Linked DNA regions of Homo sapiens: regions 2 and 3 are each linked to region 1. The links are chromatin contacts, found by Hi-C or POLR2A ChIA-PET in ENCODE. All regions are on one chromosome and are shown on one strand. The core of a region is the stretch at or near the end of the contact, and the rest is flanking DNA. Distances in the headings are between cores, read along the strand shown. Region 1 holds the start of ST6GAL1 (ST6 beta-galactoside alpha-2,6-sialyltransferase 1). Region 2 has its middle 20 kb from the start of DNAJB11. Region 3 overlaps FETUB (fetuin B).

What was found. A loop is a pair of places that touch in the nucleus more often than their neighbours do. ChIA-PET counts read pairs that join two places held with the same protein, here RNA polymerase II (POLR2A). Pooled maps may share reads with other maps.
Region 2: a loop to region 1 is called in a pooled map, with 7 times the contacts of the local background. The contact joins the enhancer-like site here to the promoter of ST6GAL1 in region 1. A Hi-C loop is called at or near these places in 1 of 168 maps with a recorded cell type or tissue (heart left ventricle) and 1 of 50 pooled maps.
Region 3: a pooled map shows a loop between it and region 1 (3-fold over the local background). The contact joins the enhancer-like site here to the promoter of ST6GAL1 in region 1. A Hi-C loop is called at or near these places in 1 of 50 pooled maps. POLR2A ChIA-PET finds 5 or more read pairs at or near these places in 2 of 52 experiments (A549 and activated CD4-positive, alpha-beta T cell).

The regions. Positions count from the first base shown.
Region 1 is chr3:186,927,934-186,932,922 of GRCh38, reverse strand. ST6GAL1 (ST6 beta-galactoside alpha-2,6-sialyltransferase 1) reads right to left here and starts at 2,397. Exons shown (of 8, transcript NM_173216.2): 1 at 2,089-2,397. RefSeq lists enhancers at 1-10, 31-80, 2,174-2,782 and silencers at 1,977-2,166, 2,407-2,486.
Region 2 is chr3:186,587,986-186,592,974 of GRCh38, reverse strand. No RefSeq gene overlaps it. Among named protein-coding and RNA genes, the nearest start is that of DNAJB11, 20 kb to the right of the region's middle. Within about 2 kb of position 3,039, at least 5 of the 41 ENCODE cell types and tissues checked have a DNase peak (open chromatin) inside an H3K27ac peak, as active enhancers do.
Region 3 is chr3:186,651,155-186,656,143 of GRCh38, reverse strand. It overlaps FETUB (fetuin B), which reads right to left. Exons shown (of 7, transcript NM_014375.3): 6 at 4,843-4,926; 7 at 3,003-3,881. The coding sequence ends at 3,513. All of the region lies in intron 1 of HRG-AS1 (HRG and FETUB antisense RNA 1), which reads left to right. Among named protein-coding and RNA genes, the nearest start is that of HRG-AS1, 12 kb to the left of the region's middle. Within about 2 kb of position 2,708, at least 4 of the 41 ENCODE cell types and tissues checked have a DNase peak (open chromatin) inside an H3K27ac peak, as active enhancers do.

The DNA of each region.
Region 1 (4,989 bases), core at 1,148-3,647:
AAGGAAAAGAAACAAGTGTAACTAGGAGATAACAGGCACAGTGCAAAACAACATGTTAACTTTGGGGAAATCCGGCTTCTCAGTGTTTTTTTGGTTTTCCTACTTCTCTGCCAAATACAAAAATAAGCAGCTACTTCCATGGGACTCTCGTTAAAAAAAAAGTAACTTTAATAAGATCAGTGAAAACAATGCTTTGTTCTCCCACAAGTGGCTCAGGAGTAGCTTGCTAAGACACACTTTCTTCCCCGTGGGGCTGATGTCAACAGCCCATGCTTTTGCCCAAACAAAGGCCTCCTGGCACAAGGATGAGAGGCAAAACATCTGAGTCTCCGTAGCTGGCCTTATTCCAATTTGAGGGGAAGGGGCAGCCAGGAGAGAAAAATAACTAAGCTTTTGAAAGGCTTGAAGGAGAGTAAGGAATTACTAAATCTATTTTTTCTCAACAGAATAAAGAATTCTTGAAAGGGATAATGGAAGGGTGCAGCTTTCTATTTGAATTACTCTTTGTTTCACCCTATTCTGCCTAAGGCCACTGCCTTTTAGGCCAATCACAGAATCCCGGTTTTGCCTTTAGTTGCCCGCTGAGCGATGCAGTGGGAGTTGGGAGACCCACACTCAAGTGTTCTCTCTGTGGCCCGTTTCACCCGGTTTAAACTTGGACAAGTGGCTGAACTCTCCGGCCTCAGCTTCCTGCCTGTAAAATGAGAAGGCTCCCTAGATGCTCTCTAGACCTTTTCAATAACAGCGGAATAGGATTGGAGGCTCTCCAGTTCCCCCCCCGGGGACAGGTTAATCTTCAGCCACACTAGCCAAGGTGAGGCAGCAGCCCGCCCGCTCAGCAGGCACACACTGGGGCGGCGGCGCCTCCATTCCTGCTCACACTGCACGCCCACAACCTGCACCAACACCATCGCCTCAGAGACCAATTCACCGCGAAACCATCTCCCCGCTGCAGATCGTGTCCGATTAACATCTGCAAAGCTGAGCTGAGCATATGTAAGCAAAGAAAAAGCAAAACAAACAAGAGTTCTCTTTTTCCGGACCTCGGAATTTCTTTCAAATAAACTCAGAACTGAAAATTGTACGTCCCCAGCTAGAATACGAGGTCTCGGCTGGCCTTGCTTGCGAAAATGCATTAACAAGCCAAAAGGGGCTAGTGACATCTGGGGTGTCTGGGCACACGGACACGGGCCTCAGAGGCAAAGAGCAAGACCGCACTGGGCGACTCGTACATTCTTCCCGCAGGCTGAGGAGGCGACCAAAATATCCCCACAGAGGCAATCGCCGGAGTGCGGGGACAATAGTGCACCCAGCACTCTCTTTTTTTGAGGGGCACCCTTAGACCCTTAACCCAACCCACATCTCTAAGAGACCTCCAGGAGGTGAAGGTGAGGGGTGGTCCACTTCACCCAAAAGAATGCGCCACGGCCGGGGACCGACTCAGCCTGGAGTAACCTTTTTGTAGCTGCTTTCTTGTTTTGGTTTCCCTTTTTAAGTCTGGCAGTTTAGTCTGATGCCCAAGCGGTACCTTTTAAATGTCTCTCTCGCCCTCTTCCAGCAAGTGGCGCCTCTAGAGCCACTCCCTCCCCCGAGGCTGAGACAATGGCCCGGCACCGCAGGGCGGCCCCTAAGGGTATGCAGTGCGTCCAGCTCTCCGGGCAGGGCGCACGTGCGTTTGTTATGGTGCCTGTGCCCCCTCCGCTGCCGCGGGCCTCAATTTGTCGATCCGTAAACCCAGACTCTGCAAGGCGCAATGCCCCCACGCCACCCCACCCCATACTGACGGTGCCGTGGAGAAATCCGTGTTCCCCGGGGCTGTGCGCACGTGGGTTTGTTGTGGATCCGCAGGCTCGCGGAGCCAGAGAGAAGCCAGGGTGGCCCTTTGGCCCTGACAAAAATGCACACACCCCCAACCAAAAGGCGGCCAGCCCCGGAGCCAAGGCAGCTGAGGCGGAGCTGGAGAGAGATTCCCTGCGCCCTACGCGCGCCGCGGGCCCCGCGCCTCCGCTATCCTCCCGCGCCCCTTTGCATCACACTCCTCCCGGGATAGCCCGGGCCGCGCCGCCGCCCACCGCACCCCCTACTCACTCGCTGCACTCTCGGCCGCGGAGGCTGCGGTTGCTCAGCACGCTCGGTGGCGGCCGCCCGCTCCGCGCCCACGCCGGTCGGTATCGGCTCCCTTTGTTAACGCCGGGCAGTGCCCCAGGCGTCTTCCCCAGCCCGGCCCTGCCCAGGACTCCCCTCCCCCAGGTGACTCCAGAAAACGCGCTCGGCAAGGGCAGGATCGCCCGGGAGCTGGGGACCCCACTAGGGAGTCTCGAAAGAGGGGTCCGCTGGGGAAGAACGGGGGACAGAAGACGCACAGTGGAAGGGACTGGAGAAGGAAGGAAGAAGAGCGCGGCGGAGGGGCGGGAAGGAAGCGAGTCGCCTCCGTATGCAAATAGAGTTGCGAAGACTGGGTCGGTCTCCGCCCCCACTCCACCTCTCGCCACCGGCCACACCGCGCCCCAAACCGGCCTGGAGGTCGCTAGCGAGCGGGCTTGGGGTTAAAGACTCTTGATGAAGGCACTGGGTGATGCTAGAATCCTGCCTGCTCTCAAGGAGGGTGGATCGAGGGCCGAGTGGGAGGGGCCACGCGGCTGCGCAAGGACCCCTAAATGCCTCTTCCCCGCTTGGCCGCGAGGGGTCAATCCAGCAGTGTCCGGCTTTTGGTCCTAACATGCGGGTGCTGTACACCCGGTCTCTGCTACCGGCTGACTGCGAGACCCTGAGGAAGTCGCTTAACCTCTCCGAAGACTCGTGTTGCTCTTATCTAGAATAGGAAAGAACAAAATCTTTCACTGCGTTTGGCATTAACCTCCTAACATTGAGGCATGACTCCTACTGGGCGCTCTCAAATGGCAAATACAGAAGGAGAGGAGCGTCCTCGAACCCCTGCACCCAGAGGCTTCCACCCCAAGCTGCAGGCTGAAAGACTGAAGCCTCAGCCTGGATGGTGAAGGGAGCGAGGTTCTTTCTTTTCACCCGGACGACGGTGGGGCTGCTGGGGAAGGAAAGAGGATTAACCAAGCTGCGTACTGACCATCCCCGATAGCCCCAAGGCGATTTCCCTAAGAAAGAAAAACTGCCCAACAGGAGGGCGGAAGGGGCCTTTAAGGCCTCCAGTCCAGCCTCCCATAGCCCAAAGAGAGGATGTGACTACCAGAGGCAATAGTCATATCCCAGTTGTCTACTGAGTGCACACTAGGCACCAGGCTGTGTGCTGGGTGGGAAAGGGGAAAGGAAGGAGATACTGGAAGGTTTGGGGGTCCTCTGGGAACACAAAGTCCAGTGCACACTTAAAGTGCCTGAAGCCCAGGCCCAGAGTTCTGTCTCCAAATGAGGTGCCTACCCCACATCACCAACCTTGGAAAGGGAAGTTACATCCGCACCCTGTCCCCAGCACCCTTCTTCCAAACACTGCTTCCTCCCTGTCCTGATCCTGGCTCCCTTCTGCTGATACTGTCATTCCCTTCCCTGCTGCCCCTGAGGCATTTTTGCTCAGTACAAAGAGCTCCAATTGAAGGGAGTGCCAGCCAGAGTGAATTCAAATCTTTATGACCAACTCGCTGTGCCTTCTTGGGTGAGTTCCACATCCTGTGAGCCTCCCTTTCCTCTTCTGCAAAATGGAGATATTAAGGAAAGCGTTGTTTTCAGGATCCTGTGAAATGACCTACGTGAAACACGTAGCTTAGTGTTTGGCATATAGAAGGTGCTCCTGACAGTAAAATGTATGTATGCGTGAATGAATAGAAGCAGCCAAGTTCAGAAGACTATTTCTGGAAGGATGCTACATTGAAGATTTTAGGCCCTATTCGAAAAAGGGAAAAAAAAAAAGGAGGCTATTAAAAGATTCTGTGCAGTAGCATGACATGCATCTTTGTATTTTACAAGGATTCCTCTGGCACCACACTGGAAAATAGATGGCAGAAGCAGAGAATGCAAGAGACTAGATTGGAAGCTGACATCAATGGAGATATAATAAGAGCCTGAACTGTGTCAGTGACTGTAACAAGACAGAAGAAAAGGACATCTAAATAATAGCTACCATTTGGAGATCTGACATGGTTTGGCTCTGTGTCCCCACCCAAAAATCTCATCTTGAATTGTAATCCACATGTGTCAGGGGAGGGACCTCCTGGGAGGTGATTGGATCGTGGGGGGCGGTTTCCCCCATGATGTTTTTGTGATAGGGAGCTCTCACGGGATCTGGTTGTTTGATAAGTGTCTGGCATTTCCCCTGCATTCTCTCTCTCACCTGCCGCCATGTAAGATGTGCCCTGCTTCCCCTTCACCTTCCACCATGATTATAAGTTTCCTGAGGCCTCCCCAGCCATATGGAACTGTGAGTCAATTAAACCTCTTTTGTTTATAAATTACCCAGTCTCAGGTAATTTATAATTTTCTCAGTAGTGTGACAATGGACTAATACAGGATTCAAAGCACCTTATTTATTACATTGTCTCTCCTTTTCATCAGATAAGTAATGGTCTTAGTCCTATTTTATGGATTAGGAAACTGAAGTCATCTAGGAAGTGAAGAGAGAATTTGACACATTCTTCCACTTTCTTTGAAAGCTTTAATCATCTCCTTCATCATCACCCATATGTCAACATTACTTAAGAACTAAGAACAGCCTGGTGCGGTGGTTCACGCCTGTAATCCCAGCACTTTGGGAGGCCTAGGCGGGCGGATCATGAGGTCAGGAGACCAAGACCATCTTGGCTAGCACAGTGGAACCTTGTCTCTACTAAAAACACAAAACAAATTAACCGGGGCTGGGCGTGGTGGCTCACGCCTGTAATCCCAGCACCTTGGGAGGCCGAGGCGGGCGGATCACAGGTCAGGAGATCAAGACCATCCTGGCTAACATGGTGAAACTCCATCTCTACTAAAAATACAAAAACAAAATTAGGCGGGCACGCGATGACGGGCGCCTGTAGTCCCAGC
Region 2 (4,989 bases), core at 1,790-4,289, 340 kb after region 1:
TATTGATTCACTGGTCCATGAGTAGATTAATCCATTCACAAAGGCAATCACCTCATGATCCAATCGCCTCTTAAAAGCTCCCCCTCTCAATACTGCCACATCGGGGATTTTCAACATGAGTTTTGGAGGGGGCTAAAATTCAAACCATAGCAAGTAGAAATGCCTATTTTTAGGTTGTTCTTATGGGCTTCACAGAGAATTTCTCAAAGGTCTTGTTCTGAGTTCTAAAATCTCTTTCATTATCTACAGTTTTACCATCTAAGTGGATCAAAAATCGAGGAATCCTTTACGTTCTTCTTCAATGTCTTCAAAATGCCCCCTACAAAGGCAATGGCCACACATGAAGGGGACATAGCTTTAACCACTTGCTCATCAACAGACTGGGCTTGTGAGGCCCAGGGCAAAAATCCTGTGATGGATAATGCAGGCAATGCAGAGTGTGGCCTCCTTCTCTGTTTATTGCATAGACTGTTGAAACATGTTTTACTGTCATTTTTTTGTTTGTTTGTTTTTGAGACAGAGTCCCGGTCTCTTGCCCAGGCTGGAGTGCAGTGGCGTGATCTCGTGATCTCGGCTCACTGCAACCTCCGCCTCCCGGGTTCAAGTGATTCCCCTGCCTCAGCCTCCTGAGTAGCTGGGATTACAGGCATGCACCACCGTGCCCAGCTAATTTTTGTATCTTTAGTAGAGATGGGGTTTCACCATGTTGGTCGGGCTGGTCTCAAACTCCTGACCTCATGATCCGCCCGCCTTGGCCTCCCAAAGTGCTGAGATTACAGGCATGAGCCACCGCGCCCGGCCATTGTCATAATTTAATTGTAAGTGTTCTTTCTGTGGTAAATGAACTCAACTTTCCATGTTTAACTAACATATTTAAGATTTCTTACTGGCCAGTGATTCAGCCTTTGTTTGTCTTGCTTGCTGGCTAATTAGGTGTGTGCGTTTTATGTTAAAAAGCTCTCTTATATATCCCAGCACCTAGCACAGTGCCTGGCAATCAGAAGAAATAAATTCAGTGATGATTATGTTGAGTCCTGTAGAGTAGTAGAAGATACAATTTACTTGAAGAGACTTTTCTCATACTATTAGGTTTAAAAAAACAGATAGTTGTCCTCTTTTTCTGGAACTGGGATCTGAGAGGTGTTGGCAGCTATAGTGAGAAACCAGATCTGTCATTTGACATTCCTCTCAGTTTCGAGTGTCCATAGATCAGCATCTCTCATGTTCTCATTAATATCACCGATGTGTAATCCACATTTCCCAGGCACCCCAGCAGAGAAAGGGATAATCCTAGGGGCCAGAATGGTGTGACATTTGCTCAGATCTCATCCCTGAAACTCCAGCTGCGAGAATGCTTTCCTTCCTTGATGGCAGGGATAGGGGTTGGTACTCATGGACTTGCAAATGGTCACCTCATTCTTTCTGAATTCACTTGCCTTTTGTGAGCACTATGTGGCCCCTCCATGGCTGTTCTGATGTTCCACAGTCTCAGCTGCTAATTGTATGGCTGTCTCATTTGATCACCTGGGGCAAACTGTATTTTCCAAAAAATGGCCACAACAATATTTGCAGGTCTACATATCCTTCAGAACCTTAAAGATTCTTTTCTTGAAAGGTCCAGTCTAATTCCCCTCCCCAGGAAGAGGGATGAGCCTTTGTGGCTGCCTCCATAAATGAAAATGCGATGGAAAGGATGCTGCACGACTTATGAGGCTAAGTCATAAGAAGAACTAAAGCTTCTACCCATTTCCACTTCCTTTTGGGAAACGTGTCTTGGGAGCCCTGAGCCAATATGTAAGAAGTCCAGCTATGTATAGCCACCATGCTGCAGAAACCACACAGAGATAAAGATTCGTGAGGAGTCTCCCCATTTCCAGTTCCCAGCTGCTTGAGTCCTCCCACCTCCCAGAATGAACTGTCAGACATGTGAGTAGAAATGACTCCAGACCCAGCCTTCAAGCTGTTGTCCCAGCTGACACCAAGTAGAGCAAAGGAGTTGTCTCCATCAGTCTAGCTCATATTGCAGATTTGTGAGAAAAAAACAAATGTTGCTGCGTTAAGCCAGTAAATGCTAGGATAATTTGTTATATGACAATGACAAGAGTAACCAGGACACCACCCTTGTGTTATCATTACGTTCTCCCCTTGCTTCTTGTGATGCCCTTGCTTTTCTTCTCTACCAGTTGCTGAGAATTAGAGGAAGACCTTTGCTCCCACCAATGTCAACATTTCTTTACCAGAAAACACAGAGGCATTTAACTCATATTTCGAAGACTTACAGCTTCTTATAATGGCCCTGGTGGTTATACTTTTTGTTCTACTGACTCTATTTTGTTACAGTTACTCTGCCCACAAAGTGCAAGACCCTTTGTGATTATGTTGGGGGACATCAATTCAAATGACACCGTGATAGCATTACTGTCAAATCATGCTTCCCTCTCAATGCTGTTGATGAAGCTGGTGTACCCCAACCCTGTTCTTACAGGTTAAGTTGCTTTTTCCCACTTGAAACATTGTACAACAGCCAAAAGCTTATCTGGTCAGTTTTAATGCGTCCTGCCCCTTCCTAGGACTTATTGCAATGACAAACATATAAGAGCTGTGAAAACTCTGTGACTTACACACAGTAGGCACCTGGTGTTTTAAGTGCTCTTCCTGAAATGCTCACTGACAATAAAACTATTGAACAGATCAGGACTGAAAACATAGCTTTGTTTTGTGCCAGCAAAGACTCTCTTCTCTCCTTTACAGGTTGACATTGAGCCATTAATCAACAGTATGTTCAACAGTAACTAGTGAGTTATGAATCCAACTATGTGCCTCTATTTTATCTCCAGGGGATATCACAAGATGAATCATCAAACACCTTGCTGAAAACATTATCACATTTCCTGTTCTGGTTTAATGTTACCTAACTGGTAGAAAACACAGAAGACTTAATTACATGATTGCTTTTTTTTTTTTTTTTTTGAGATGGAGTCTCGGTGTGTTACCCAGGCTGGAATGCAGTGGTGGCGCAATCTTGGCTCACTGCAACCTCTGCCTCCCACGTTCAAGTGATTCTCCTGCCTCAGCCTCTCAAGTATCTGAGATTACAGGCATGTGCCACCACACCTGGCTAATTTTTGTATCTTTAGTAGAGATGGGGTTTCATCATGTTGGCCAGGCGGGTCTCGAACTCCTGACCTCAGGGGATCCGCCTGCCTCGGCCTTCCAAAGTGTTGGGATTACAGGCATGAGCCACCGTGCTCGGCCTTGTTCTTAATCACCTAATTTGGCCCCTTGCAGTGGCTTCCATAACTGTTACTAATTCTCGGAAACCATCCTTTAATTTATTATTATTATTATTTGGCAGAATCAGGCTCCAAATCAAAATCCAGCCTGTATGGCATCTGCCTTGTCTACGTTAAGATTAAGGGAGACTAAAAGAGGAGGGTAGTTAAATGCATTATTATTTGAGTTTGCATTGAAAATTATAATTATTATTGTTTTACTTAATATCCTGATTTTTAGTGGCAAGAGCTAGAAAATGGCTTAAAAAAAAAAAAAAAAAAACAGGTCTGGGGCTCCAGAGCCGATAGCTCTCACGGCATTATTTTAGCGCCACCTTCACACAAACATCATGCATTGCAGAGGGAAGGAAAATTTTAAAAAATCATAAGCCTCCCAAACCTCAGTTGTGCAACATATATTATTAACTTGTTCTTTTTGAACTGCCTATCCCAAGAGAGGCATTCCAGTTGTAAATGTCAAATCAACCAACAACTCTATGAAACATGTACTGTTATTATCACCATTTTACAGAGGGAGAAATTAAGGCACAACTAGTAAATGGTAGAACTGGAATTTGAATCTGATCAGTGTGATTCTAGAGCATGCACATGGTAACACTATGGTACATAAAACCTCCCGTTTTGTTTCTATATTCTGTCAAAAAATGATGTTTTCAATATAAAAGGGTAAAGTGAACATCAGTAAGAGGAAATGGAAGTCCAAGAGGGAAGAGGTGATTGATGATAAGAAACACTTTCTTTGAAGGAAATCCTGTCTTCTGGACTGGAGACAATTCCAGAATACTGAGAAAATCACCTAAATGTGAAAGTGAAGATCCCTAGGCCCCAGTATGGGCTCACGAAGAGTGTCATAACAGACACACCTCATTTCCTAACAGGCTGTTGTCTAACTGGATTTCAACAAGATCTCTCAGCATACCTGTGTGGACAAGATAAAGAAATATGGCTAGATGCAAAATCAATTATTCTTATGGAGGTTGATACGACTTTACCCTGATGTTCAGATGATTGTCAACCTGGAGCAAGCTTTCAGTGGCAAAATCTAACTAAGAGTTGACTTCAATTCTTTGGCTAGTGCTTTTATTCACTGTTTAGATGAAAATCTTATGTCTCAGTCAATACAGTGCACAGATAACATCAGGTGGAGAGGCTCATACTGAATGCCTGAATTGGAGGATCCCAAAACATGGTAACAGACTGGACCACTGGGCCAACTGAGTGAGGGGGAGGTAACTGAATAGGAGTAAATATGAGGCCCTTTATCCCAAAGTACTAGTCAACTTCTGTTGAGTGACCTGGCACAGCCTGGGCGAGACTCTTAGAGCAGTGCAATCCACAGAAATATAATGTGAACTACATACGTAATTAAAATTTCCTATTAGCCAAATTCTAAAAAGTGAAAAAAACTCAGGTGAATTTTAGTAATATATTGTTTTTAATAATCTATTTTATTTCACCAGTTATATTCAAAATGCTATCATTTAAACATGTAGTCAATATAAAATTGAGACATTTTACTTTTTTTTTATACTAAGTCTTCAAAATCCAGTGTGTATTTTATGCTTCATAGCACCTCTGTTTGGATGAGCCACATTTCAAGTGCTCAATTGCCACATGTGGCTACCAGATTGGACTATGCAGCTCTAGAGGGTTTTCACTGACACTCAGTGTGATGAGACTGCCCCCAAATTATGTC
Region 3 (4,989 bases), core at 1,459-3,958, 280 kb after region 1:
CCTTGCTAACCACTGGCAACCAGTGATCTTTTTACTGTCTTCATAATTTTGCCTTTTCCAAATGTCATATAGTTGGAACCATACAGTAGTTAATCTTTTCAGATTGGTTTCTTTCACTCAGTAATATGTATTTAAGTTTCCTCCATGTCTTTTTGTGGCTCGATATTCATATTCCTTTTTCGTGCCAAATAATATTCCATTGTCAGGATTTACTTATCCACTCACCTGGTGAAGGACAGTTTGTTGCTTCCAAATTTTAGCAATTATGAGCAGATGTGCTGTGAATATTCATGTGTGGGTTTTTCTATGGACATAAGTTTTCAGATCATTTGGGTAAATACCAAGGAGTGTGACTACTGGAGCATATGATAAGAGTATGTTAAGTTTTGAAAGTAACTGCCAAACTGTCTTCCAAAGTGGCTGTACCATTTGCATTCCCAGCAGCAATGAATGAGAAGTTCCTTTTGCTCCATATCCTTGCTACCATTTAGTATTGTCAGTGTTCTGGATTTTGGCCATTCTGACGGATATGTAGTGATATCTCGTTGTTATAATTTGCATTTCTTTGATGACATATGAAGTTCACTGAAGTTCAGAATTTCAGATGTTCACTTACCTTTTTTTTTTTTTTGGTGAGGTTTAAATCTTTTGCCCATTTTTATTTTTATTTTTTTTAACTTCTATCTTAAGTTAATGGGTACATGTGCACATTTGTTATATAGGTAAACTCATGTCGCAGGGGTTTGTAGTACAGATTATTTGTCAGGCAAGTACTAAGCCTACTACCAAACAGTCATTTTCTTCTGACCCTCTCCCTCCTCCCACCCTCCACCCTTGAGTAGGTCCCAGTGTGTGTTGTTTCCCTCTATGTGTCCATGTGTTCTCATTATTTAGCTCCCACTTATAAGTGAGAGCATGCGATATTTGGTTTTCTGTTCCTGCATTAGTTTGCTAAGGATAATAACCTTCAGCTCCATCCATGTTCCTGCGAAAGACACGATCTCATTTTTTTTAAATGTTTTGCCCATTTTTAAATTGGGTTGCTCATTTTCCTATTGTTGAATATGTTCTTTTTAAACATTCAGCTGAGGTAACTCTTAATATTGTATAACTAGAAATACTCAGCTCCTGAAATTTTGTCGTAGAAGATTAGTGTTAGCAATTTGCAAACTACTGATGACTTGAACACAACAGCCTCAGATCAGTAATAAATGCAGCATTTTGCAACTATTGACAAGGATGCAGATTAGCTTGTCTGCACTGAGTCTGCAGAGTAAGAAAAAAAGATCAAGGACTGAAAGCCAGAGAAACAGCATCTAAGAGATGAGCCAGAGAAGAGGAGCCCAAGGTGGGATATGAGGGGGAGTGGTCAGAAAGCTAGAAGAAAAACCTGGAGGCTGTGGGACACAATCTCCTTGAAAAAATCTGAAGAGCAAGCAAAGTCAGCATTGCCAGATGCTTGAAAGTGTAAGTAAAAGTGAACAGAAATTTTTTTTTTAATTTAAAATAAAAGATTGTTAGGGAACACCAAGTCAGTGGGTTATGGGAAAAGAGATAGATTCACATTACTGTGACCTAAGGAATGAAGAGGTGGTGGGGAAGTGGCAAGCATGGGAACAATCTAGTTTTTCACGAATTAAGCCATGGAAAGACAAAGGAGGTGGTAGATAGAAGGAGAAACAAAGTCTGAGGCCCTTCCCCATCCTTTTACCAGTAGAGAAGGGCCTTATAGAACACCCCTTGGGAAACCCCAGCTAAGGCTCCTAATGGTTTCTCTCTGTTTGCCTCAGGCCCATCCTTTGATTTTCTCTGCCTGGTCTTGTCTCCCAGGCTGGCTCCAGGGAATTGAATAACCCAGGCTCTCCCTGCTGGCTAGTTTACCATTGAGTTCAAAGAGCCATTGGGAGGAGGAGATTGGAAGGAAACAGGAAGGGAGGGAGAGGGGAGGGTGCTTATTCCCTGCTCCTTCTCGTTCCAGCACCGGGTTCTGCAGGGGCTGCATCCCTCCACCAGGGCGGCTTCTGCAGGGCGGCTTCTCCACAGGATAGTTCCAACAGAGCGGGGAAGCTAGCCACTCCTGCTCCTGCTCAGCCTCGGGTGGCAAAGGCTGTCCAGGTGCCTCAGCATCCCTTGGCCTTCCCTTAGCCTGGGCAACAAGCCTTCACTAAAGGTCCCTTCACTGAAGTCTTTTTCTTTTTTTGAGATGGCGTCTAGCTCTGTTACCCATGCTGGTGGCGAACAGTGGCATTATCTCAGCTCACTGCAGCCTCCACCTCCCAGGTTCAAGCGATTCTCCTGCCTCAGCCTCCCGAGTGACTGGGATTACAGATATGTACCACCATGCCCGGCTAATTTTTGTATTTTTAGTAGAGACAGGGTTTCACCATGTTGGCCAGGCTGGTCTCAAACTCCTGACCTCCGGTGATCTGGCCGCCTCAGCCTCCCAAAGTGCTGGGATTACAAGCATGAGCCAGCACGCTGAGCCAACTGAAGTCTTTTTAGTTGAGCCACCTGAGTACAATTCTGCTTCTTTCAGACCCTGACCAACACGGTGTAAGACCCCACATGACACCCCCACATAATCACTTCCTTCTTATGAGAAGCAGATAAGAGGAACAGAGTGTGAACATTGTCTACGTCTCTTATGCAAATTATGCTGAGGCCTGTGTGCCTCTTCTAACAGCCACCAAGATAGAGGACAATAGCTGCATCTGCAAATTCTCTGTCAAAATGTCCAAAGTCTTATCTGCTGTGCATGTGTGCGTGTGCACATAGGTATCACTGAATGAGGGGAAATTGGCCCTGCAGTGTTTGAAAGAAGGAAAACGTAGACTGTAATTGAATGCTGTGATGAGCCCTCCTCTAACTGTCCTAGAGAAATTGTAACAGTGATGAGAACTGTCACGGTCTGCTGCTCCCACAGTGTCTAGCACAGGCCACATGTGCACTTCCCTTCTATGTGCCTCCAGCTCTAAGTGAATTACCCCACTGTTGAGACCTGGAGACTTCCAGACAGATGAAAAGAGGTAGAGGGTTGGAAATGGTATGGGCCCTACGCAGCTAATACCTGTCCTGGAATTAAAGGGAATTTAGGGACTGAAACTGTGCTGGGCATTAGTTGCTCACGCCTCCCGGTGTTAGGGAAAGTATCTTTACTCATGCAATGCTTTCATGCTGAGATTTCAGCACATATATACTGCTGAAAAGATAAGTATCTTTATAAGTGAGTGGCTGAAGACATAAGAGAGGCATCTCTCCATGGTATGAGACTGCTCAGTTTAGGAGGTGATGCAGCTCAGGGTACAAGGCAGTGTACAGGGTAGAGTGCAGCCCAAGCCGAGGGCTCAGTCTCATTATTTCCAATCCCAGTCAACATGCTGAGACCAAGAAGAGTCAAAAAGGCGTCCTTCACTAGCCACTCTACGTGTGCACGCTCTGTCTCTGTCCATCGTCCCCATCGCCTCCCATGTCATGCGGCGCACCATACCCCTACAGAAGACTCTGTGTGATTCTCATGGCGGAAGGACAAGAGGGCTGGCATTCTGGGCTGGCCCTGGGCACTCAGCAGTGCGTGCTTTTTCTTTGGGGAAAGGCAGGACCACCAGCTTCTCCTCCATAGGCTCCAGGAAGAGGAAGGAAATATCCAGGGTTTCTCCCTGGGGATTCGTGGTTAGGTCCAGATGCACAGGAAAGGCCTCCTGAGGGCCCTTTTCCTGGGAATTTTTATCATCCAAGTCAGGAAGATATTGGACAGATCCTCTTGGCCCAGCTTTGGAGGGGGAGTCTGTTGGGGGGGTGTTTTTCTGCTGGGATTCTTCCACCTTGGGAAGGTTTGTAGGTTTCTGGTTAACAGCAGAGTTTTCACTTCCAGTGGCTGGAGCCTGGAATGAGAACATTTTTGAATGTAGAGTTCCACAGGGAAAGTCCTCCCATGCCTAGTACCAGCCTAAGCTGATCTGTGCCTTTCTGTTGGAACATTTCAAAGGGAGACTAGGTAGAGGGATGGGCCTCCTGGTGAAAGGGTTAAAAAACAAAACAGATAAGGGCCAGGGGGAACCAGGACCTGTAGAAGCTTGACTGTGAGACTGTAAGTCTCACAATTTCAGAGCTGAATAATGGCCCAGAGAGGTTCAATGACTCACTCGAAGTCTCCAGCAAGCTCTCTTTCTGTTCCCAGTAGTGGAAGCAGCAGGTGCCTTTCCTTGCTTGTTTATTCTGCACCAGGCCTTGTACAGCACCCTTCATTCAGGTCCTTTCACTTGCTTCTCACAGGGATCTGAATGATGCAGTGTCGCAATCCCATTTTATAAATGAGGCAACCAAAACTCGAACAGGTAAGTGTGTGCCTGTTACACAGCTCACAGGTACCAGAGCAAAACTGGATCCCAAGTGTCCTGTTTCAACTGCTTCAAATATACCAGGCACAAATACACCTCAAATATAAACTGCCTCTCAAATATACCAGGCTACCTTATAATAAGTGCGCAATAAACACTTCTGGAAAGGGATTGAATATTTTCATGGAAATAACTTCTCCCTGTGGCTTGAGGTAAGGTTTCTTTGGGACGCTGAATTTAATGTCTCAGAGGCTTGAATCACATCCAAGCCAGCAGTTCCCTGTTTCTGAATTTGTCTTGCTTATTCTGCAGGACCATATTGCGACTGAAACAAGGCATAACAGGTCTTTGACTGGCTATCCTGTGGATGTGGACTCAGGCTAGCCTGCGCAAAGTGGTGAGCAAGGTGGTTGGGAAAATCAAAGGAGGGGGTAAGGTAGTGGCAGGTAACTATCGATAATCTGCTCTTCTTCACAGAAAGACAGGCAATTAGATTGAAAAATACCTGTGATTCAAAGAAGTCACAAGTCACAGAGACAAACTTTTCCCAGTGTGTTCGAGTCAGAGAACCTTTGCAAAGACCAACAGGCTAAAAGAGAAAATACAATGTCATGTGAGTATTACCAGTGATCACAGATGGAAATCAACTAGC